Regions from separate parts of the Mus musculus genome. Here region 1 is linked to region 2. Evidence: chromatin loops called from intact Hi-C (ENCODE). Cell type or tissue: heart. All regions are shown on one strand. Each heading gives the region's core, and the rest is flanking DNA. Links, peaks and the distances in the headings are about the cores only. Region 1 overlaps Katnal1 (katanin p60 subunit A-like 1). Region 2 holds the start of Uspl1 (ubiquitin specific peptidase like 1).

What was found. Hi-C counts contacts between places; a loop is a spot of excess contacts. Peaks named below come from ENCODE experiments on the same cell type or tissue, not always from the same donor. Only the 100,000 strongest peaks of a DNase experiment are listed, where the experiment ranks them.
Region 1: a loop joins it to region 2, with 2.2 times the contacts of the local background. A loop is called at or near these places in 4 of 42 quality-filtered maps.

The regions. Positions count from the first base shown.
Region 1 is chr5:148,899,831-148,911,317 of GRCm38, reverse strand. Katnal1 (katanin p60 subunit A-like 1) reads left to right here. Exons shown (of 11, transcript NM_153572.2): 4 at 6,589-6,751. Among named protein-coding and RNA genes, the nearest start is that of Katnal1, 23 kb to the left of the region's middle. In heart, for the core only: a CTCF peak has its summit at 6,282 (motif pointing left); a DNase peak (open chromatin) is centred at 2,397; H3K4me3 peaks cover 6 bases; H3K27ac peaks cover 1,548 bases.
Region 2 is chr5:149,179,677-149,191,163 of GRCm38, reverse strand. It overlaps Uspl1 (ubiquitin specific peptidase like 1), which reads right to left and starts at 6,604. Exons shown (of 9, transcript NM_001115149.1): 1 at 6,358-6,604; 2 at 3,288-3,456; 3 at 2,691-2,819. The coding sequence starts at 3,389. Mm2pr (macrophage M2 polarization regulator) reads left to right here and starts at 9,128. Exons shown (of 3, transcript NR_015478.2): 1 at 9,128-9,169. In heart, for the core only: a CTCF peak has its summit at 6,549; DNase peaks (open chromatin) are centred at 6,553 and 6,733; H3K4me3 peaks cover 3,480 bases; H3K27ac peaks cover 3,072 bases.

The DNA of each region.
Region 1 (11,487 bases), core at 2,265-10,264, 280 kb after region 2:
CGTATTTGCTTTAGCAGACCGTCCTCTCTCCTGTGTCTGCTTCAGCTAAACGTTCCTTCACGAGTCTGCCTTAGCCTTTCACCTGTGTCCACTTCAGCTAAATGTTCCTTCACGTGTTTGCCCCAGCAAAACACCCTTCAACACAACTGACTCTCCAAAGAACCCATAAGTTTCCACTTCAAGAAACAGACATTTTAAGGTTGTTCTTTAAATGATGCAGTAGGTTATGGACTAACACCAGTGCCTGTGGTGTTACACCCATTCCCTTCACATTCTGGATTATATTACCTTCTGGAATATGGGATGGCCTCTGATTTCAGGTTATTAGGAAAACATAGGTAAAGGGGTGAATTGTCTCAATAATAAATGGTATTTACTGAGTTCTGCACATGGTTTATAATTTAATCTTCACCGCCTCCCACGAGCACAGCCACTCCAGGATGAGGGCTGGGACTCAGGTGGGGTTGTGCAGCAGGCACTCACCTGAAGTCAGTGAACGGGTCCAGAAAGACGTCCTAAAATTTTATTTGGATATTTGAGACATGCTCTGCTGTGAAACCTGGGCTGGTCTCAAACTCATGCTCTGCCTGTGGCAGTTTCTCCAGGTCTGAGATTCAAGCAGGTACCACGTGTGCACAGCTAGATGGGAATGGCAGGGAGTGACAGACTGGGTTCAGGATGGAGAGAGTGGTCTACAGTTGGTTCATCTGGTCCCACTGACAAGGGGAGCAGAGGCGCGTGGTTGGGGAAGCCCAGGCGTCTCCATTAGTTATTTACAGAGAGTGGCCAAATGCCTGTGCTACCAGGAGGGCTGTGCTGGCTGCCATGGTGGAAAGACAACGCTTGGGTGAGAAGCATTGCCTAAGGCCAGTGCCCTTCAGGTCTCAGTGCTGTTGTGGTGATGCTGATGCTATGGAGCTGATGCTGATGCTGTGGAGCTGATGCCGTGGTGTAGACAGAAAGCTCAGTTGGAGCAGGGTGGCAAGCGCAGAGGGCCAGCTTCTAGTGCAGGTACTGCTGTCAGTTCACAGGAAGGTGAGAGTCCAGATGTCAGAAGGGGGAGAGCATCCTGTTGGGCTTTGTTCTGGGTTTTTGAGGTTTCATTTTTTTTTAGGTAAGCTCTCTGTAGGAAACGTCTGTCTCCTGCTACAAAATATTTGAATCTTGGAAATCTAGGTATTTATTACTGCGTGTGCCCAAAATCTTTTAAGATTTATTTTTGTGTTATGTGTGTAAATGCTTTACCTTCTTATATGTCTATACACCAGTGACCAGAAAAGGCGTCAGATCCCTGGGAACTGGAGTTACAGATGGTTGTGAGCTGCCATGTGTGTGCTGGGAACTGAACCAGGGTCTTCTGCAAGAGTGACAGTGCTCTTAACCACTGAGCCGCCTCTCCAGCCCCCTAAGTTTGGCTATTTCTATGTTTTAGAAAAGGCAGCTGAAAATAGGCATTCTAATTCATTAGAGACAGAAGCAGGAGAACTGCAAGCGATGCAGAGTGAAGCCGGAGTACATGCACTTCCACACTTGCATGAAAGCTCTCTGCCTCTCTGCTTTCCCTGGTGGTTGCTGTCTGCTGCTGAGTGCCACCTATGGGCAGGCATTCTCCTCAGCTCCTAGGAATCCTGGATTCCCAGTCCCCGCAGCGTTGAGTTGAACTTTTGGCTACACTGAGCAACTCACTCATGTGATAACGCCTCCCACAGCTGCTGGCTTCCCTCCTCACCTTTGTGACACTTGCTGTTGGCTGTCTCAGTTGGAACTCTCCTCCCTCTCTTCTGACTTCGCTGGCCTTTACAAGGCTCCATGTCCTTCTCTTCCTTCTGTGACTGTGGCCTCTTCTCTTGCGTCCTCCTCTTGTGTCTAGCCCCAGCCCCCATGCTGCTCCCGATGCACTTGAGCTTGACATCACTGGTGCCCACCGGATGCTGACAAGCAAGAAAGGTCTTTGCCATGCAGTGCCTCCTGTTCTGGGAAGTCTGCTGCCTTTGCACAGCAGACCAGTGCCAGCTCTGAGGGCAGAGGGGGTCTCCTCTTAGCTCTGCCCCTCAGGGGCCCCGAGGACAAGTTGCCAACTTCATCTTCCCTCTGTAAATGGAGATCATTGTGGCAGTCACCCCGTGCGGAGGCTGTAAGGGTGAAGTGGCTTAGTGCCTGGAGAGTGTGAAGAGCAGCATGGCCCGGCAGGGGGCCAGGACAGCTGTGCAGCTCCCCACGACTCTCCAGCAGCTCACGACACCCTTCCTTTGTCTTTGCTCAGAGGATTCCAGAAGTCCAGCCTATTCTATCCTTTTGTACAGACTACAGGCATGCCTATTGTTCACCCCCCCCCCCCCCCCCACACACACACATCCACACCCAGACATGCCCCTGGGACTTGATCAAGCTCGACTTGCATCCCCAGCACCAAGAACAATGTGTGGTGCAGAGTAGGTTCCAGAAGTATTTCCTGAAGGGATGTGCGCACACCCCACTCCGAGTCTCTGCCCCTTATTCTCCCTTTCTGCTTTGCTTTCATCCCTGCTGACAAGGATTTGGTGGTTGTCACAGTGACGGTCTGCTAGTGATAAGCTATCAGTTTTTATTTTTAGAATATCCATCTCTTCTGTCGCTCTTTAATGGTAGTTCAGTGTAGACTACCAGGCTGGTATTTATTCACTGTGCCCTGATGACTAGCTAGCTAGTTGCTCTGTGGTTTTGAAAAACGGCATGCTAGTACACTGTCAGTCTTTTTGACCATCAGGGCCAAGATATGTGGCACTGTGCAGCCCTATCAAAACCTCTTTTTAAAGAGGCCCCCTGAGTCTGTTGCTTACACAGCCTAGAAGTTGTCACAGAGTCCCCACAGTGAAGCATGACATCGTGCAGTGATGCGGCAATGGACAAAGAAATACAGAGTGGAACCAGGGTGTCCTCTGGGACGCTGGCAGAGTCTGTTACACATGTAATCTCCAACTGCAGTGAGGTGGAACTGAAGACGTAGAGAGCACACGCATGCTTCCCACAGGCGTGGGGCTTGCCACAGATCCCACCGACAGCTGGTTGAGCACTTCATCAGAACAGTGCGTGCCAGGTCAAGCTCTGCCGCAGCCCTCGGAAGGCAGCGCCTGAACAGGCTAGGAAGGACTCTTAGGTCATACATAGCTCACCAAGCCAGATGCACGCGCTTGCTCGAAGAAGACTGGGGGGGGGGGGGCGGGGGAGGCTTCTGAGCAGCTGCTAAGTAGCAAGCCGAGTCAGGACTGCCTCAGGATTCATGGCAAGGCCTCCCAGGCAAGCCCAGCAATGGCAGAACCTGCAGGCAGCTGTAGGGGCTGGGCTCGCTGATGGTGAGCAGAGGCTCCGTGCTGGAGCAGGGTCTAAAAAGCTGGACCACAATGACAGTCACTAGATAGCAAGCACAGCTGCCAGCAATAGGAACAACCCGTGTGCTGAGAGGAGAGAGAGTCTTGTTTCATTGTCTTGGCCGAGGCCCTTGGCCGATGCAGGAAAGACATTTCTGCATACACAAAACACACAAATAAATAAAGCAGAACTCTACCCAACCACTTCCTATCTCTTCCTCAAAACAGAAAACAGTAAAAAGACAAGCCTGGCCCCTCCCGAAGAACAACAGCAAGCTTCCATTGAGATACTAAAGGCTTGGGCTTTTATTTTATTTTCTGTGCTAGATGTTGACCCCAGGGCTTGGTGTGTGCTGGGCAGGTGCTCGCCTACTGAGCTGACCCCAAATGTGCAGTGCTCTAGACAGCAATTTATCCTTATGCTTCTCATTCTTCACCAGTCTCTTCAAGTTCTTTTTCCCCTTTGGTTTTGGTTTTCTAAGACAGGATTTCTCTGGGTACCCTTGGTTATTCTGGAACTCCGTAGACCAGGCTAGCCTTGAACTCAGAGATCTGCCTGCCTCTGCCTCTGCCTCTGCCTCTGCCTCTGCCTCTGCCTCTGCCTCTGCCTCTGCCTCTGCCTCTGCCTCTGCCTCTGCCTCTGCCTCTGCCTCTGCCTCTGCCTCTGCCTCTGCCTCTGCCTCTGCCTCTGCCTCCTCTGCCTCTGCCTCCTCTGCCTCTGCCTCCTCTGCCTCTGCCTCCTCTGCCTCTGCCTCTGCCTCTGCCTCTGCCTCTGCCTCTGCCTCTGCCTCTGCCTCTGCCTCTGCCTCTGCCTCTGCCTCTGCCTCTGCCTCTGCCTCTGCCTCTGCCTCTGCCTCTGCCTCTGCCTCCCGAGTGCTGGGATTAAGGGTGTGCAGCACTACCACCGGCTGTCTCTTCACAGGTTTACTTGATTGGTAGACTGTTTAAGGGACTAAGAATGTCGTAGAAGCAATAGTGTGATACAACTTCAGTTTCCAAAGTATCTTCTGGTCATTTTTCTATGACCTCTTCCTCAGTTCCTCTCACACTGCTGTTTGTTTATTTCTGTCTTCCCTGGGGTCAGCAGCATCACTAGCTGTGTACTAAAACGGCTCTCCAATAACTGTTGAACTAGACTACACTCAGGATGGAGGTGTCAGTGCGGAGCCTTAGAGACGCCTGTGCGGTTCTCAGCAGCACCTGCGAGGTTCTCAGCAGCTGTTCTTATTCTTAGCAGAGCCCAGCAGTATGAATATGCAATGGGCTTTTTTGTTTTGCTTTTGTTTGTTTTATGTAATGGTTACTTTCCTCATGCCTGTGACAAAATCCTAATGAGGAATGACTTATTTTGACTCAGGTATCTGGGGATTTCACATCATCATGAAAGTTAAGGCATGACCACAGGAGTCCAGGTAGGCAGAAGCGGGAGGCAGCTGCTCATGTGACTGGCCAAGATGTGTAGACGAGATAGGGCTGCACTCCAAAAGCATCAACACACCCCAATCAACACACTCCCATCAGCCAGGCCTCGCTTCTTAAAGGTTCCACAACCTTCCAAGGCTGTGCCACCAACCAGGGACCAAGTGACACATACCCATAAGCCCGTGGGAGTCTTTTTACATTAAACCATAGCATTAGCATTGCATTAGAACTGCAGTGTCTTAGTGCTTCACTGCTCCTTGCTCCATTTCACTGTTCCTTCATCCAGTTCTCGTCTTGTCACATACACTATTACTGTGCTGCCCTCTATGAGACCAGGAAGGAAACCCAGAGATGAATTAAAGCCCTAAGCCTGCAGGGCACGCTGCAGCCGTGGGAAGAAGGAAGAGCTGGGGGTGCGGGAAGCACGGAGGGAAACTGACGTCCTGGGAGGGGGTAGGAGCACGGTGGGATACTGATGTCCAGTCAGGAAGTGGCTTCCTGTGGCCCTGAACTCAGAGCAGCTGTGATTACATGCACTAGATCTTCACAAGACTGAACCCTTCAGCACCCTGTCATGGGAGGGGGAGGGGCCCTAGGACCCCACTCACCCCCCATTTAATAGACTTTCAGTGGTGTAGCCATTGCTCAGGTGCACATGGTCCTATGACCAACTCTAAGGCAACTCTTCTATTGGAGCACACACACACATGCACACTGGGGGATGAGGGAGAGAGGGAGGAGAGGAGCTAGTTTGAAAGAGCACAGGGGTTAGTGGAGAGCAAGAGGGTGATTAATGAGGGGTGTGACCAAAGCACATTATGTACACGTGTGACAATGTCACAATGGATCCATTAGTATGTATAATTAATAAATGCTAATGAAAACATCAGGAAAGGGGAGAGAGCTAACATCCGCTTCCCTTGAGTCTAGAGATGGGGCAGTCACTGTGCTATTGAGAGGAAGAAGCCGTTGCACACAGGATCAGAACAGCCACAGATGTCATGCGGGGCGGCAGGGGAAGGCAAGGAGATGGGATGGATGGTTTGAGAAAGGAAGCGATGAAGTGATAGAGCCCCCACCCGGAGTGCTGCGCCCAAGCGCTGTGCCGAGAAGCCCCAAGGCTCAGCCTTCCATGGTGGAAGCCAACAAAATGTGCTGCCGTGAGCACATTGGTTTCGCGTCTGGATTTATTGAAATTGCTACTCACACCTGTAGTTCTATCATCATTTTTGACACTCACTAGCCGTGGATGTATTTTCCCACATGAATGGCTTTGTTTATAAGAACGTCGGTGCTGGGCCCTGCCATTTGTAATTTGCATAGTGAGATGCCGACCTCTCCAGCACAAGTGGAGAATGTTTTCTTGGTTATAAAGAAGAAAATGAACTACACAGCCCCACCCTTTACTGAAAAGGCTTTAGCTGTTTCTAAGTTGACTCTTCCTGATTTGAGAGTCAGTTGAGTGCAGCTGCTGAGGTTAACAGGTGGACGCAGGTGCCCTCTGTTGGTGGTAGTTGTTACTTTGGCAAAGTATCCATGTGTGTCACCTATATTTAATAATTGTTCCAACCACTCTACGGCAGGGGAAATTGTGACAGTCTCGTGAGTAATACGGCTTTGCATTCCTTGTCTTTGATTAATTTTTTTTGTTTGTTTGTTTGTTTTTCGAGACAGGGTTTCTCTGTATAGCCCTGGCTGTCCTGGAACTCACTTTGTAGACCAGGCTGGCCTCGAACTCAGAAATCTGCCTGCCTCTACCTCCTGAGTGCTGGTTTTAATTGATTAATTGTTATTTAACTGTCTTTTTTTTTTTTGCCAGAGCACCCCCTCAAATCAGGCGTCCAAATCGCGAAGTGAGGCCTCTGCGGAAAGACGTGGGGGCAGGAGCCCGGGGACTCGTGGGCCGAGCACACCAGATATCGAAGAGTGACAAACCTGCAAGTCGGGACAAGGACTATAGAGCAAGAGGGAGAGATGACAAGGCAAGGCTCTGATTCATTCACTCGCAGTGGAGCTTTGGTGGAGACTGGAGCTGGGGATGAATCCTCAGGGTTCCTCAGGGTTCTTTATATTTCAAAGGCCACACTGCAAGGCACATAATGTCAGAGGGGTAGTACGCACACACAGACACACACAGACACGCAGAGTTACAGATGTGTTTGTTGAAGTATGTGCGCGCACACACACAGAGTGGGATAGCAGGCATATTTAGTTAAGCAAATGCACACACACACAGAGTGGGATAGCAGGCATATTTAGTTAAGCAAATGCACACACACAGAGGTTCTCAGTGTATTAGTAAAGTGGACCTTTGTGGATTACACAAAAGAAAGGAAGACCAGGAGTGACCCTGGCCCTGGGTCCCCTGAAGGCTCCATCCATGAATGGTCCATGAAACAGTCCTGCTCCCCTTTCAGAGTAAAATCTAAGGTACATGAGTGCTCCAGGCCTCTCCCACTGAGGGGTGGAGTCGGGAAGACCCGCCCTCCCTCATCCACCATCGAAGGCTGGATTGGACTTGAGGAAGGAAACCTGCCACTGAGGCAACCTAAGATTTTACATGTGACTCTTCAACGGAGGACAAGGCGGGTGAACCCGTGGCAGCAGCTGTCAGAGCCACACTTGTTCCTCCAGGGTTATAAATGACTTCTCATTTACAATGTTTCTGAGTAATTGTCTGTCTTACTCTGTCAGTGACAAGCTGAGTACTCAGACTATCAGTGGAAAATCAGCCTTTCTTATTTCTACGGCTGACGAGGAGGTAGGAGAGCTACTCTGAGTCACCACAAAAATAAAAGGAACTACTTTTAAAAACACAAACACAGAAGTGTCATGCTACCTGAAAGGTGTAGTTGTCTCTGATCTGATTATCACAGCAGAGACTAGAGTTTCCAGGGCTGCTTTGAAAGTAAAGATGGAGAGATCACAAGGGCTGTTACAGACTCCCTTTTCAATCATGAGATTGGCAGGTGGCACTAACATAATGAAATGAACTAGTCCAGAAATGAGACTGTATTGCCTAAGATAAAGATAGTCTTAGCTTGAGACTATTTGGTTAACTGAGTGTGCAAGCATGTAGTCCTAGCAGCCCCTGTCTGGGGCATGACAAGGTGTTTAATGCCAGAGCTGTTAAAGCACACGTGGAGGGCACAGAAGGGCTTATCTGCTTTTTGTTCCCTGTGTTGAATCCTACCTCTCTCCCCAGTAAGATCTCACTTTTAGGCTCAGTGTGGTGGTGCACAGCTTTTATCCCAGAGCCCAGGAAGACAAGCAGGCAGAGCTCTGTGAGTTCAAGGCCAACCTGGTCCACATTGTAACTTATACCCTGCCAGAAAAATAAACAAAAGAAAAAATTAGTTATATACATATGTTTGTATAATCTCATAGTCTAATAGATTATTAATTTGTGTATAGAATTCTGAAAGTTGCTTCTATTACTTTATAGGTCTAAAAAATGAGGATAAAAGAAATGTATCTTGGGCCCATTAGAGGCTCAGCAGGTAAAGGCCTTTATGATAAATCACATCCTGTCAAGGGTCCCTGCATATCAGCTTTAGCTGTGTTTAGGACTGCACTGTGGAATGCCACGTAGAAGCAGTGGGAGCCGTGCTCTCCCCAGGGGCCGTGGCTTTGGTGTTGCTCTGACACTTTGGAAGCTGTGTGTGTTGGTTTATTCGGTCCCTCCCGTCATCTATGAGCACAGCCTGTGTCCTGCTAACAGCTGATGGTGCTGTGGGCTGGGACTTGCGCCCAAGTTTTAGATCACGATGTGACACAGTGTGAAAGCTTATTTTAATTATTTTTTAAATAGAATTCAGGTTAGAGTAGGATGACTTACATATCTCAGCATACTTCTATATTGACTTTAATTTTCCAAAAAATACTGGTAAATTTTGTGAGAAATTACATCCTTTTTCCCCCCATTTCTTTTTAAACTTCTGATAGGCTTCAGACTAGGTCTAAGCATACAGTGCTGTTGTTTGTTTTTTAAATAAGCAACAGTCATTTTGCACAACGATTTGCTGTTGGGGCCATATTTCTTTTTAACCCTGAGGGCCACAGGATTGTCCACATAGCTAGTATGTAGCATAACTTATTAGTACATTTTATTAGCTATGTACTTTGTTAGTCATATAATGAATATAAATGAAAATATAAACTAATAAAGTGTATCTGGCTGTCATCCCAGCACTCAGGAGGCTGACACAGGATGTCATGAGCTTGGTGCCATTGGGCTACAAAGTGAGACTTGGTCTCAAATAAAGGACTCCTGACTGTCATCTGGTTATTTCTCATTGCAGACAGGAGTGGCACAAGCAGCTAAGCTGTGCTTTTAGTGTTATTTGAACGTACCCAGTGCCTTTGGACTGTTTGGAATGCTATAATAAAACACTAGGTCATTTTATAAAGCTGAACCTTAGGCAGGCAAAGGCATCTCTAGGCCCCATCTCTTAATGGCAGCGTACTGGAGACTAGACTTTGACTTGACGGTTGGAGGAGCCTGTATGTTCAGACTATATAGCACATGGAAAAACTGAATTTACCATATTATCATTTAAGCTTACAGTCAGTATAGATGCATGCTGAGAAATGTGAGTTAGCCTGCTTTAACCTGGACTCTGTTTAAAAGGATGTATCTCTTTAGCATGAGATAGAGGAGCACTGGTCATCTTCACCAAGAATTAATCGACAGTAAGTTATACTTTCACAATTCTGAGAATCAGAGTTTTATGTAGAAATAACAAATGCTTTTTTAATTTAGAAAGGATATACTAAAAGTAAATATGAGTGAGTAGAAGAAATATTTTTCTGTTATCTTAAAAATAATTATGTTAGAAAGCTCAGACTCTAATGCTAGCCGTGTTGCCTTAGCTAATTTGTGGTTAATGAGCAGTGTCCTGCATGATCCCAGGGTCACGGTTACGAGTGCGTCTAAGTGAAGTTCAGATTAAAGGAGGGCCAGTTACGCTCCCAAAATTCCCTGCTCAGTTACTTGACCTAAAGTGCATTGTCTCATTACCCTGTATATAGCAAATGGCCATGGTGAATGCTGTCCTTGTTGTGTTTAGCATCGGACACAGGCGTGGAGGGACACTGGAAACAAGACTGGACCATTCTGTTTCCAACCTGCTGATTGATGAACACAAACTGTCACACATGAACAGTGACTTAAAAAGTGCATAGGTCATAATCGAATTATTTTATGAATGGTCATCTCATGTGAGGTGCTGATGTGTGCTGAAGAACTACTTTTCTGGAAAAAAACTCATGTTCATATGTAATTCAGGCACATGCATGTTCACATGTGGGTCCATGACAGACATGCTTGGCATAAGGCACATGTGGCCATTTGTCCATAATTTAAAGAAACACAGGTCCAGTGCTCTTGGTGGACTTTAGAGAACACTCTCGCTTGCTGGGCCCACTCACATCCCTGTCCCCTGTGATCGCGGCGGTGGAGGGATGCTGTGTAGCCATGGGTGCTGGCTGGTAACTTGTTTTCTTTGCTAAGATGGTAGCAAAGCCGTGAAAGGCACAGGATCTTGAAATTTGGCTCATCTCTCCATGACTTGTGCAACACTGACAAACAGAACCATTTTCAAGTGTTGGGAGAATACTCAGTTTTGGTGGGTTTTTTGTTGTTGTTGGTTTTTAGTAATGTAAAAACAATAGAAACCGCATGTGTGTATATGTGCACGTGTATGTATGGTACACATATGTACTCATGTGTGTTTGTCTAGGTGTGGGTGCCCATGCATGTGTGTGCCTATGTGTGGAGGTCAGAGGTTGACCCCAGGTGTCTATCATTCGCCACCCCACCTATGGAGACAGGGTCTCGTGCTGCCCCTAAGCTGGAGTTGGTGAGGCCGACTGGCCAGCATGCTCTGGGTCCTCCCCTGGGATTACAAGTGGCACTGCCACCACCCAGCTTTTTACCTGGGTGCTGGGCATCTGCACTCAAGTCTCCTGTGCTTTCATATGTGTGTGTGTGTGTGTGTATATATATATATATATATATATATATATATATATATATATATGTGTGTGTGTGTGTGTGTGTGTGTGTGTGTGTGTGTGTATGTATATATACACATATATATACATACATATATACACACATATGTATATATATGTATATGTATATGTATATATATATATATGTATGTATATATATATATATATATATAGTAGCTCTTGATGAGGTTTAAATGTGTTTCCCAACTGGCTTATAAAATTCTTGAAAATATAATAATTGTCTATTATAAACCAAAAAGATAGTTTCTGCAGTAACCCTTGTACCTTTCTTATCATAAAATGACCATCCCAGGTCAACAAAAATCACTGGCTTCTCAGAAGTCAGAAGCCGTGGTCCCAGTCTCTCCCAGTCTCTGCTGCTTCCTTCTTTCCTAGGGTGACCAGCGCTCTGTGTTATGACACCTTATGAGTTAGTAGCCCCTTGTTTGAGGATGCTACTGTTTTGGGGGATTCGTAGCACCTGTTTTTAGGAATTGGATTTTTGATTTTTACCTTTTTGTATTATTTTCTTTCTCTGCTTAATATGTTTATAAGATTTCTCTATGCCTTTGCTGATATTGTTAGTTAATTCTTATAATTGCACACTATCGTGCACAATTAAAAGTTTCCTTGTGTGAGTAGATTTTTGGGTTGTCTAGTCTGGAACTATTGAATAGTGCCAATTTGGATCATTTTATTCTTC
Region 2 (11,487 bases), core at 2,027-10,026:
ATCTTTCTCCAAGCTCAAAGTCTCCACCAGTTAGTTGTATGTAAAGCTCCAACCGATTACTCTGCCTGTCTCGGGTTTATCTGACTTAGTCTGCCACCAAATTTTGTTTTTCCCAACATCCAACTGATGAGGAGGAACATGTGGGAACCACCCTCACTCCCACTCCCATGCTGTTTCCCGGACCTTCAGCAAATCCTGTCATTTTACCTTCAAAGAACTGTTGGCCCTCGATTTCCACAGCTACGTACTTGGGCCTATGATGCTGTGTCTGTACTGAGCATGTACAGACTTCCTTGTCAAATCTCTAAATAATATAGCACGACATTCCATTTACATTGCAGTAGGTGTTATGAATAATCTAGAAATGTTTTGAAGTAATGCTGGAGGATACAGATGGGCCATAATGTAAAAACACTGTTTTCTAGCAGGGACTCAAGTGTCTTGTCTGCAAAGGGACTGTGTAAATGGGATCCATCCATAGGCTGTCACTTTAATTCTATCCCATCTCTCTAGAATACTGCAGCTGCTTTTCCACTAGGCAGGGGGAAAACCAGCTTATTTGCTTTTTGCATTGCTCTCAGGAACTTGCAACGCTTGTAGGCAGATGCTCAGGGGTTTTTCTCTACACAAGCACTCAGTCCTGTAGACACCAACTACCCGTCATATAATTTAACTGGACACCACAAGTGTAAAAGTAACTTTTATTCTCCTGTAGTAATTGTCATCTCTGAGGCTTTCTGCCTCTTATCAGCTAAGCAAGGCCTAGTCCTGGAAACTTCTAGCTTCCATACAATCTTATCTAGTCCTAGAACATTATCAGCTTCAGAGACTTACTGCTGAATAAGCTCAGCCTTTCAGAAACCTCATGTCTTTCTGAACTCTGGCTGATTCAACTGGCTTAAACTCCTCTTCAAGCAGACTGATTGAATCTGGCTTCTCTCAATTTTTTACTGAATTGCTATGCTTGGCCTCAAACTAATTATAGCAACCTTTTGTAATCTTCTGATTCCTTCTCCTTCTCTTGCTCACGCTATCTTTACTGTTACTAGCTTGTTCTCTCTTCAGTCTGTCTCTGTGAAACTCTCCTGGTAACACTGCCTCCTCCTCCCTCTCTGGGCTGCTCTGCTCGCCCTCTCACTCTACTGCACTGCTCTCCACCAACTGGACTCCCTTCTTGGGCTGTCTGCCTCTTCCTTACGTAGCTTCCCTTTCCTTGTGAGAGTGGGCCATATCCTATTTTGTCCTATCTTTCTCTGATTTGTCACTTTTTCCGTGTGCCATTCAATTAGACATCACTTTCAAAACATGGGTGCGTCCTTCTGCAAACTAACTCTACCTTCACTGTCTGGAATTAAAGGTGAGTACTAAGGGTGCATCTGTATTCCAGCCAGAGGGATTAAAGGTGCATACTAAGAAATGAGCCACTCCCTAACTAGACAGAGGTTCAAATACCCTGTTAACACACGTTTCTGAAATGGACACCAAGTAAGCAAATGTCCCTCTAGAAAAGCCACCTAGCAACTCCAGGCACTTGTACCTGATGGACTGGGGACAAACTGCTTCCTATAACCTGAGTGTCAAGATTACCTCAGAGAAGTCAGAAAAATGTGCTCAATGGTATACTCTAGGGACCATAAGAACAACACTGGTAAAGCAATACACAGGGCACGATGTGGGGCAGGAAGGGAGTGGTGTGGCACCTCTGTTCCATCTGGTCACACCAACCTACAAATTCATGGAATACTCCCATTCCTGCAGTGGCTGGTCTGTAGCCCTCCCCCTTTCCTGTGGGTCAGTGGATGAACTTGAGTGCCAAGCGTTTAACCAGTTGGTCTTTCTTGGGCATCCTGAAGCTTCCTAGGAGCACCACCCTAAGTCACCCCCTGGGAAGTCAGAGGATAAATGACTGGACAGCACTATCGCTGAGGAACCATAGCTGATAACTGTCTAAGGAAATGAAGACCAGGACAGCCAGAGCCCTGCGCATCACCTAGTCTGTCAATCTGGAGGCACAGGGATCATAACAGACAAGACACTATGCCCCTCTTTGCCTCCAGCCTCCTCACTTCACCTGGCCTTACTTACTATGTGCCAAGTTGTATATGTGAGGAGAAGGAAAACAACAAAAATGGATCTGGGAGTACTATCTTTGGTTTCTTGGGGAGATGTAAGTGGCTATTTTTTAAATGCCAAATTAATTTGCATGTCTTTTTAATACCACAAACTTCTTATTGTAAAACAAAATAAAAACAAAACCAAACAGGATTATTTTTAGTGCTAAAATTCTTAAAAAGAACTTTTTCAACTTATCCAATGTAAACTGAATGTTTGTGAGAGATCTTATTACTGCTTTTACTTAACAGACTGTGGGCACTAAAAATATAAATTATGGCTAGGCATGGTGGTGCACGCTTTTAATCCCAGCACTTGGGAGGCAGAGGCAGGCAGATCTCTTGAGTTCAAGGCCAGCCTGGTCTACAGAGTGAGTTCCAGGACAGCCAGGGCTATACCCTGTCTTGAAAAAAACAACAACAAAAAAAGATATAAATTACGAAATATTGTCTATGCATTCAAAGTTTATACTCTGAAAAATATAAAACCAATAAAATTTAAATAATGAAGAAAAAGCAGAAGTACACAAAATAATATATATAAAAGCAATATACTAAATAATATTAGTGGTACTTTACCTGAAGATCCTCACACAGAAAGACAGATTCTTGGAAGCTAATGCGGTAAGGTTTTAAGGCACTTAGCTTGCCTTTCGCTCTACAAGCAGGGCAATGCCCGTCTGTTGTGACTTTAGCTGAAGCATAATTCTAAAAGAGAAAAAAGCAAATTAAAAGACATTCCTATGATAGTAAGTTATAAAAGAGTTAAATGGAAGGGTGACCAGAAAAAAAAATGTATAATTTTCCTCTAGAAGATTTCTGCCAAGACTAAACACATTTACTATCTTAAACAGCTATTATCCAAACAACATTAAAATTTGACTTAGCTTCATTCACAAGAAAAAGGAAATATCAACTGCCAAGGAAAATGTATATAGTCCATATTTTCAAAGAATAACAAACCATAAAATCTAGGCATTAGTTTCTAATTTCACATATCAATAACAGAGAGGTAAACAAATTATAATCATCTTTCGCCATTGCTGTAAGATTTCCGTGGAAGACAGAATTTTTTAGGATTTTATTCATAGTATAAAATTTTAAATTTCATTTAAATTTCAAACATAAGAGGAAAATAACCAGTTTTGCACTGAGGCCAAAAATAAGTACACTAACTTTTCCCAAGTACCCCAGCATGGGGAGTGAAGATATCCCTACATCAGTCCCTGGTCCAACCAGTGGCAAACCATTTCCAATCTTCAGAGAATCATCCGTCATTCCGAGTCATTGGCTAATTTATGTCACTTGGAACATGTCAAAATCACTAAGGATTTTTCAATGAACCCTGGAAAAAAAAAGTCAACAGGCAATTAAATAAAAATCCTATTTACTCTAAAAAGAGAGTTTGCAATTTTATAAGACAAGAGATATTAAGTATGTTTGTGAGCTACATGCTCTTGGATAAGTATATCCTAGACTCTAGTCTTCAGAACACCTCCATGTATGTAGATATGTGTAAATGTATGAGAGTGACCACAGGATACAGCTTCCTAACACACAGAACTCTCCCTACAGGTAGCTACTTGTCAGAGCAAGCTAGTCAACTAGGTTGAAGAACCTAAGCTTTCCAGTCTCTATAAAAAACCGTGTCGTTGTTACAATGAGAAAGCACCTAAGTCCTTCAGACCCACTGTTCTACCAGAGAAAGAAAGGACCTTGAACTCTGCTTACCTGTGCCTCCCAAGCACTGGGATTAAAGGCTCATAACCAGCAGAATTTAAAAAGCTACCCACAAAATATTATGTTCTTTATAAATAATCTGTATCAGAACAATAGTATAAGTATTTCTGTAAGACAAATAAATTTCACATGCATGCCTTGAGTGTATTTCCACAGAGCAGACCTATTTCCAAGATCGGAGAGCAAAAAATCATGAGACACAGCTCAATACAAGGGAAAAAAATGGACTTAAATTACAACAAAAGCAGACCTAAAAGACGTTTAAGCAAAGGTAAATTATCATGTAGCTAAGGAGTTGAAACTTCAAGCATAAGTCTTTCCAAAACCTATGGATCTGTAATTCTAGAACAACCACCTTCTGGCTCACAGATCCACTTTTAAAAACTTGTTATGTACTGGGTGAGTGTGGTCCATGTCTTTAACCCTAGCCACTAGGGAGCAAAGGCAGACATCTCGGTGAATTTGAGGCCACCTAGTCTACAGAGAAATCTGCCTCGAAAAACAAAACAAAAAACTAGTTATGCTTTTCTGTCCTGGCTGAAAAGTCTGAAAAGCCTTTCCTGTGAAGAAAACATAGTAATTCCAAAAATATACACACAGTTTGAAAGACATCTGTGCCCACTCAGGAGGAGGACGCAGGTACAAGTTAAGGCCAGCCTCAGCTACAAAGGAACTCAAAGTCTACCTGGGCTGAGAGAGACAGAGAGTCAGAGAGAGAGACAGACACACAAAGAGAGGTCAGTATTAGTGAATCTCAATTTCCAGAAGCTGGAAAAGTAATCACAACTGTTAGCTGGTTCTACTTATAACCTAGAGAATTACAGGGCACAGGAAAGTCAATGTGCTTAAGTGGTAAAAGCCTAGGCTACACACCTGGATTTGTTCTAAGAACAAAATGAAGTTGCGCTGACAAGATACTAACACCTAAGTTACAGTTACCATCTGGTCTACTTTGCTCTGAGGGAAAGAGATGTGTTGCTTCTGTCATTCTGCATTCATTCTCAGAAGAGAAACCTGCAGACTCCTAAAAAGGGTGTTGAGAAAACTTTTTATCTGCCTGAGGGTCTAGGTAACTGTGTGGAATAAGGTTCTTTCTCAATATGGAGGTAAAAATGAGAAACCTTCAAGTCTGCTTTCCTGTCAATAAAGAAGTCAAGGCATATTCGAGCATGGTGGTTGATGCACGCCTTTAAGCCTTTTAATTCCATTGCACAGATCTCTCTCAATAGAACTACTGCAGATTTCTGTGAGTTTCAAGCCAGCCTGTTTCACACAGTGAATTCCAAGCCAGGAAGGTTTATATAGTGAGACCCTGTCTATGGAAGGAAGGAAAGGAGAGGGAGGGAAGGAGAGAAGGAGGGAGGAGACCCATTAAGATGGTAGTAGAAACACTAAACAATATTAAGAAATTCCCCCTCCCCAAAGAATATTCAAGTTTTAAAATACCAGAAGTAGACTCTTGGGGTTTTTCAAGCACTGTATTATACACAAAACCCCGGGGTGGGTCTCAAATTTCAATTTGTCTAGGAATAAATTACCTTCATTATCTTTTCTCCAAGTGTAACTGCTAGCTCCTCCCTGTACAGTATCTAAATTTTGGCATCTTTTGGGTTTCCAAATACAGACTAGAAAGTTTGTGCCGTCTACTCACTCTCATCTCCCATGTTTGCACAGTAGGCGCCATCTAAACTCGTGAACGAGGCTTTGGAAATGTTTCGAACTTGTCTCTCTTTCCATTCATATCACTGTCAAAATGACAGCTCCGCTTCAAACCACCTATTTAATCCAATCTGATTGTAGGAAGTCCGCCCAAACAGCTCAGTACATCCTAAAGATTATGACATGAGCTTATTTCAAGGAGAACAACCAAGGTTTTCCAGTGTTCATCTCCGGCACTTTTCCTCTTACCTACGCCCACCACCGAGCCCCCACCTTCAACGTAGGTAAGTCGCATTCCGGAGACCTTAATGGGAGATATCAGCCCAGAATAGATCCATTTAGCAGCCAATCACGAGAGGGATTTAAATTTAATTCACTGCATGTGTAGAAACTATTACAGGTATTCAAAGGGCCTGGAACCCTTCGGAGCTTTATCTCTCGGCTCTGCATATGAATTTTCAAGGCCAGCAGACTTAAGCCCCAGCGAAGGGATAGGCTTTACAGAGCCCAATACTGCTTGGTACCCAGTCCAGCTTCCCGAATTTGAGACGGATGGGTCCACGCGAACTGAGCTTCAAAAGCCTACCAAGGAAGTCCAAGAGGCGCGGCGTTCCGTTACCCAGCCCATCTCCACGCTCTTCGTGGGGCGGGCACAAACTCTGGTTTCTCTTCAGCGTTTACCTCTTTGAGCCTAACCGGAACCTGAAGACCCAGCCTGCACCTCCATCCTCCACCTTGCCCACCACAACCTCGTTCCTACCCCATCTTTTCAGCGCGCCAACGACCCACCCCGGGCACTCCAGCCGTCCCAATTTCTACTTCCCGAGGGAACTACTGTCTTCCTTACCCTCCCGAAGTACGCTCCTTCTTCGCATACAGTGGACCCGAACTCCTCTTCCAGCTTGAGGTCCCCACCATCTAACCGTAACGTTCAACCCACGTTCCCTCGGACGGCTCCTCCCCCACAGCCCTCTCCGCCAGGAAAGCAACTTCCGCCTGCGAGTCCGCCGCCCAAGAGCTACCCCACAAACACTTTCCTGCGGCAGGCAGCCCTGCTTGAGAGCACGCGGGCAGGGCCGGGGAAGGGGAAGACCAGAGCACTTCCGGCAGGGCTCCGCAGAGGCGTGGCTTGCCCGCCCAGCAGGCGCAGGCGCAGTGGGAACTGCGGCGACAGGGCGGGGCCCCTCGCTACAGAGCCTGCAAAGTGTGAGTCGGGAGGACGGGGGAGGGGGAGGGGGAGGGAGCTGGAGGGGGTGGGGCAGGCTTGGTTCTGGAAGCTGCTGGAAAGCGCTGGAGTGGCGGAGGTGACGCCAGAGGCTAGGGGGCGGGGCGTGATTAAAATTAGTGCGCGGCCTTCAGCGGAGGGATTACGCGGCAGAGGAAGGAGAGGTCGCTGGGCGGCTGCCTGCCTGGCGCGCAGGCGCAGTGATGGGCCTCCCTGGCGGGCCGTCATGGCGGACGCCACGACGGGCTCCCATAGTTGGTTCTTTTCGGCCCGCGCGCCACCACCCTACGTGTTCACAAACGGTTACCACACACGGAGCTGCCCCTCCCTTCTTCCCCAAACCCATCCTTGGAGGCCACTTTTTCTTTCTTCCCTCTCTGATCTGCTCACGGTAAGGGGGGTAGCGAAAGACGAGCACTTGACCCGGGGTGGCACTGAGCAGCCGACCCGCGCATCTCAGCAGCCGCCCTGCCTCCTTGAACTTCAGAGAGGGGAGAGCTCAGTTGCTAAGTTTTAAGAACTGCCTTCGTAGAAAGGTCATGTGGTGTCAGGGAGGTCATGACTGATCGCGTCCATGAGGACATCCTATTCTTGGAGTCCTTTGCATAGACTGTTTCCGTGGCCTGGGACTACAATTTGGGATTTTTTCTGGACCTTACAGGAATCATGACTGGCATTTTGGATTGCGGTCCTGTAGGGTTTCATTAGTGGTCTTAAACGACCATGTTCTGGCAGAATACTGATAATTTTGGTAGCGTGCAATGGGGGAAACAAGTCCGCTGTAGGAAGAAATTATTCAATAAAAGAATTTCAGTTTGTGGTACTTAGGAATGGAAATCGCTGAGCGTTCCAACAGAGACTTTGTTAGGGTTTTTTTTCTCCTCTCTCATGACGAAAATAGACTGGTTAGGTTTTGCTTTTTTTTAATTTTATTTATCTTTGCATTTACACTACATACTGTACTGGTATATTTGTTGTAAGATCAAACAAGTAAGATTTCTTTTTGTATGGATTATGAGGTTTTTGAGAAAGTATTTCTTCCTGAGAGAGTAGCCAAGATTAATAGGATTGTTTTCTTATTCAACATGCTATTTCCATTTTTAGAGTGGAGTACACTTCCCCTCCCAATAAACACTTGCTGAATGTCAGCTCATAAATTGAATGATCTAGTTGGTTCAGTTAAAATGTAACCCGACTTTTGAGGTGTAAAGCAACATCCACAAACAACTAGAATAAAAATAAAAATGGATTATTGCTGTCTTTAATGAAAAATTTATTAAAACAAAATTTTTGGCCAGAAAAACTTAATAGTGACAAACAAAATGAAGATGGAATATGGCGGGTCGGGGAGGGGGGGGGAGAAAATTCCCAATTTACTTCAGGTTAATAATAGTCCCCAGCTGAGAAGATACCATGTACTTCTGTGTATTCTTTCCACAGTATGCAGAGTGCCTGTTTTTATATACATTGGTCCCATAGAGAGTATAGTTAACCTCAGTAAACTAAAGTAGGTTTATCTATTTCCACTTAGAAATTCATATTCAATAAATGGAAGCTTTTATTTAACTAATAATTAATTAAGCTGCAATAGGAATACAGTGCTCTGCAGATCATTTTGTGAGCTCTTGTTCTTTTTTTCTGTTGTATTCCTTAACTGAAAACAAACCTTTAGCACCAACCTGGGATATAAATGCTACCTCTAAGCCAGGTATGGTGGACACCTCTGTAAGCCCAGCACTCAGGAGGACCTTGGGTGGAAGCCAGCTTGGGCTATATAACAAATGAGTGCTTAGAGTTGAGACTTGTCCTAAAATCAAACCCTGCGGTGGTTGTGTATTCTGGTCTCATTGACAATTTACTGGACTGCAGAAACGACTTCCATCAGTAAGTTATTCTCCCTGCAGTAATGAGGGCCTGAACTGGAAGCCCCAGCACTTTGATAAAGCTTGGCCCAACTGTATGCATCTGTTATCCCAGGCTGGGGGAGGTGCAGATCTGTGGATCCCAGGGGCTCACTAGCCACTCAGCCTGGCTGAATCTGTGAGCCCCAGATTCAGTTAGAGACCCTGTCTCAAAAAGTAAGCCGAGAGAAAGGAAGACCGTTAGCATCCACCTCTGTCCTTCACCTGTGCACCATGTACCCGGGCAGCCTGACTTTCCAGAGTACAGTCTATAATCCCTTTACTAAATCTTATCTTCAGAAAGCTGGAAAAACCAAAAGCTCTTTGGTAGTAAAAACTGGTGCAAACCAATGAGATACGTGAGCTTTCTCCTGTGTATTTCATTGAAACAACATTAATAGGTTTGATTGCTGTGTGCTGCTGTTGGCCGCTGGCATAAGGGGTTTTCTATAATGGTTGAGTTTATAACTTCCCTCCTCTTTGTTTTGCCAGTACTGGGAAATGAATCCGGACATCACACCCGTGCTGGGCAAGTACTGTACCATTTCCCCAGATCTTTTTTTTTTTTTTTTTTTTTTTTTTTAATTTGAGAAACTGTTTTACAAAGTTTCCTTGGCTGGCCTTGAACTCACTGTGTAGGCCAAGTCAACCTAGAATTGGTGTATTCATGCCTCAGTCTCTCGAGTGAGATTTTAGTTACTGTTCTACCAGGCCCCACTATAATAACCTTTTAAGTCTCCAACTCTTAGGTGTTAGTAAAAGAATTATCGGCCTATATTTATATTTGGCAAGTTCTCTCGTACAAGGCATTTGTTTAAAAAAATTAATTCGAGGCATTATTTGTTGTCAATGAGTTCAAGTGAGTTAACTATGGGGAACATTCTACTCGTGTACAATTATTGGGATGTGCAGAGCTTATCCATTAGGCCAAAGGTTGTAGTCGTTGTCCCAAGGTATTGTTTTGTTCTCTTAGAACTTTTAAGTAAACTTACATGATATCTCATAATGCATCCACACTTACCTGGTTCTTTTCCCCAAACGAGCAGATAAAATATGAGTCACAGAGTAGATACTGGAGTATCTGGTATCTAATTCTGTCTCTGGCTGTGTACTTTATACAGGTTGTTTAAATTTGGTGCCCTGAGAACATCTATACAGTGACAAGTTTGGAGCAGATAAATAGCTCGAGGAAAGTCCCTTATAGTTGTGATGTCACCTGCAGATACTTTCTTGAGACTACCACTAAGGACATTGTCCATCTCAACCTACACTGCCTTCTTGCTGGTCAAAAGTCACTGCTTAAATTGAGTAGTACATAGCTCAGACTTGGCACAATGAGTCTTCATGCTATACCTGTCTCTCAGTCACCCTGCCTAGGATCAATAGAAGCTGAGGGGGCGGTGCATGCATATAGAGGCAAGTAAAGTGCTATTAGGATGTGGCTTGTGTCCTGCCTTTTAATGAGAGTGTTGCATAGTATGCCCCTGTTTGCCTTACATGTTCACTTGTCTCAGAGGTGGCTTTCTGTCACGGTGTCAGTCCGCTTCGGATTTATTTGGGTTGCTTAGGTTTCTTTCAGAATCTGTCTTGGTTACTTGTCTTGTTGCTGTAACAAAAATGCCCTGATAATGGCAATGCAGGGAAGAATGGGTTTATTGTGACTCACAGTTTAAGGTTAGTACATCTCCTGGGGACGTCACTGCAGCAGGGGCTTGAAGTCGCTGGTCACAGTCCTGCACCGTCAAGAAGCAAAGAGCTAAGTAGATAGATTAAAGTGGAATAAAAATGTAAAGCATTGTACAATAAATGATATACTCATCATTTCTCACACATGTGAATCTCTGTGTGTCCTAAACAGTAGCATAGCTACTTCTGTCTGCCATGGCTCATACATGCCCTGTGCCTGCGTCATGAGAGTGGGAGAGTGGTGTTAATATCATACCTGACTCTAAACAAAATTGATTAATCACATCACCTGAGTGGCATCATCATTTGAAACCAGAGGAACAAAGAGCTGTGTTGAGGGACCTCTACCCAGACAACTTACATATCTTTGAACATCGCAGTCGTGCAGCACAGCAAGAGTGGCGGTGAGCGTGTGACGGTGAGCGTGTGGCGGTGAGCGTGTGGCGGTGAGCGTGTGGCGGTGAGCGTGTGACGGTGAGCGTGCAGGGTGGAGATGAGTTAGCAGCAGACCGTGGCTTTCGAGAGCATGCTCAGCAAATGCTATTTAAACTGAATTTTTCTTTTAATGGTCTTGCTCTACATGTGTAGTTGGATTTAGAAGGCAACTTCTTCGTGCTGCTACTTTATTAAAGATTTATTTTTTATTTTAATTATGTGTGTGTTGGTGCAGATGCCTGAGGACTGGAGAGGTTTTGGATTCCCTGGGGCTGGAATACCAGGGAGTTACCGGAAGTTGTAAAGCAGCTCATGTGGGTGTTAGGAACTGACCTGTTATCCTCTGCCAAAGCCACCTCTCCTGAGCATTCCCGCTCTGAGACAGAAAACTAAGCCAGAAGGAAACAGTGTATCTAAGTTTGTACATTAAACTGTCAGACCTGAGGCTGAAGGCTGCATCCTCTAACTTCCAATCCGGAGCTTTTTATTTTTTTTCAGCCTACTACCCACCCCCAAAGCTGAGCTGAGTGTGTAGCTCCCTCCCATTGTCAGAGTGCTAAGAGCTTAGACTGAACCAGCCTGGCCTTCAGAAATGAGCCCTGCATACTTCAGTGAGAAAACAGCATACTATAGGACTTTGAGTAAGGCCTGAACGTAATCATGCAGCATGCTGATTAGCAATCAGGAGTTCTCTACATTAAAAAAAAAAAAAATTAAACTCATATAGAGA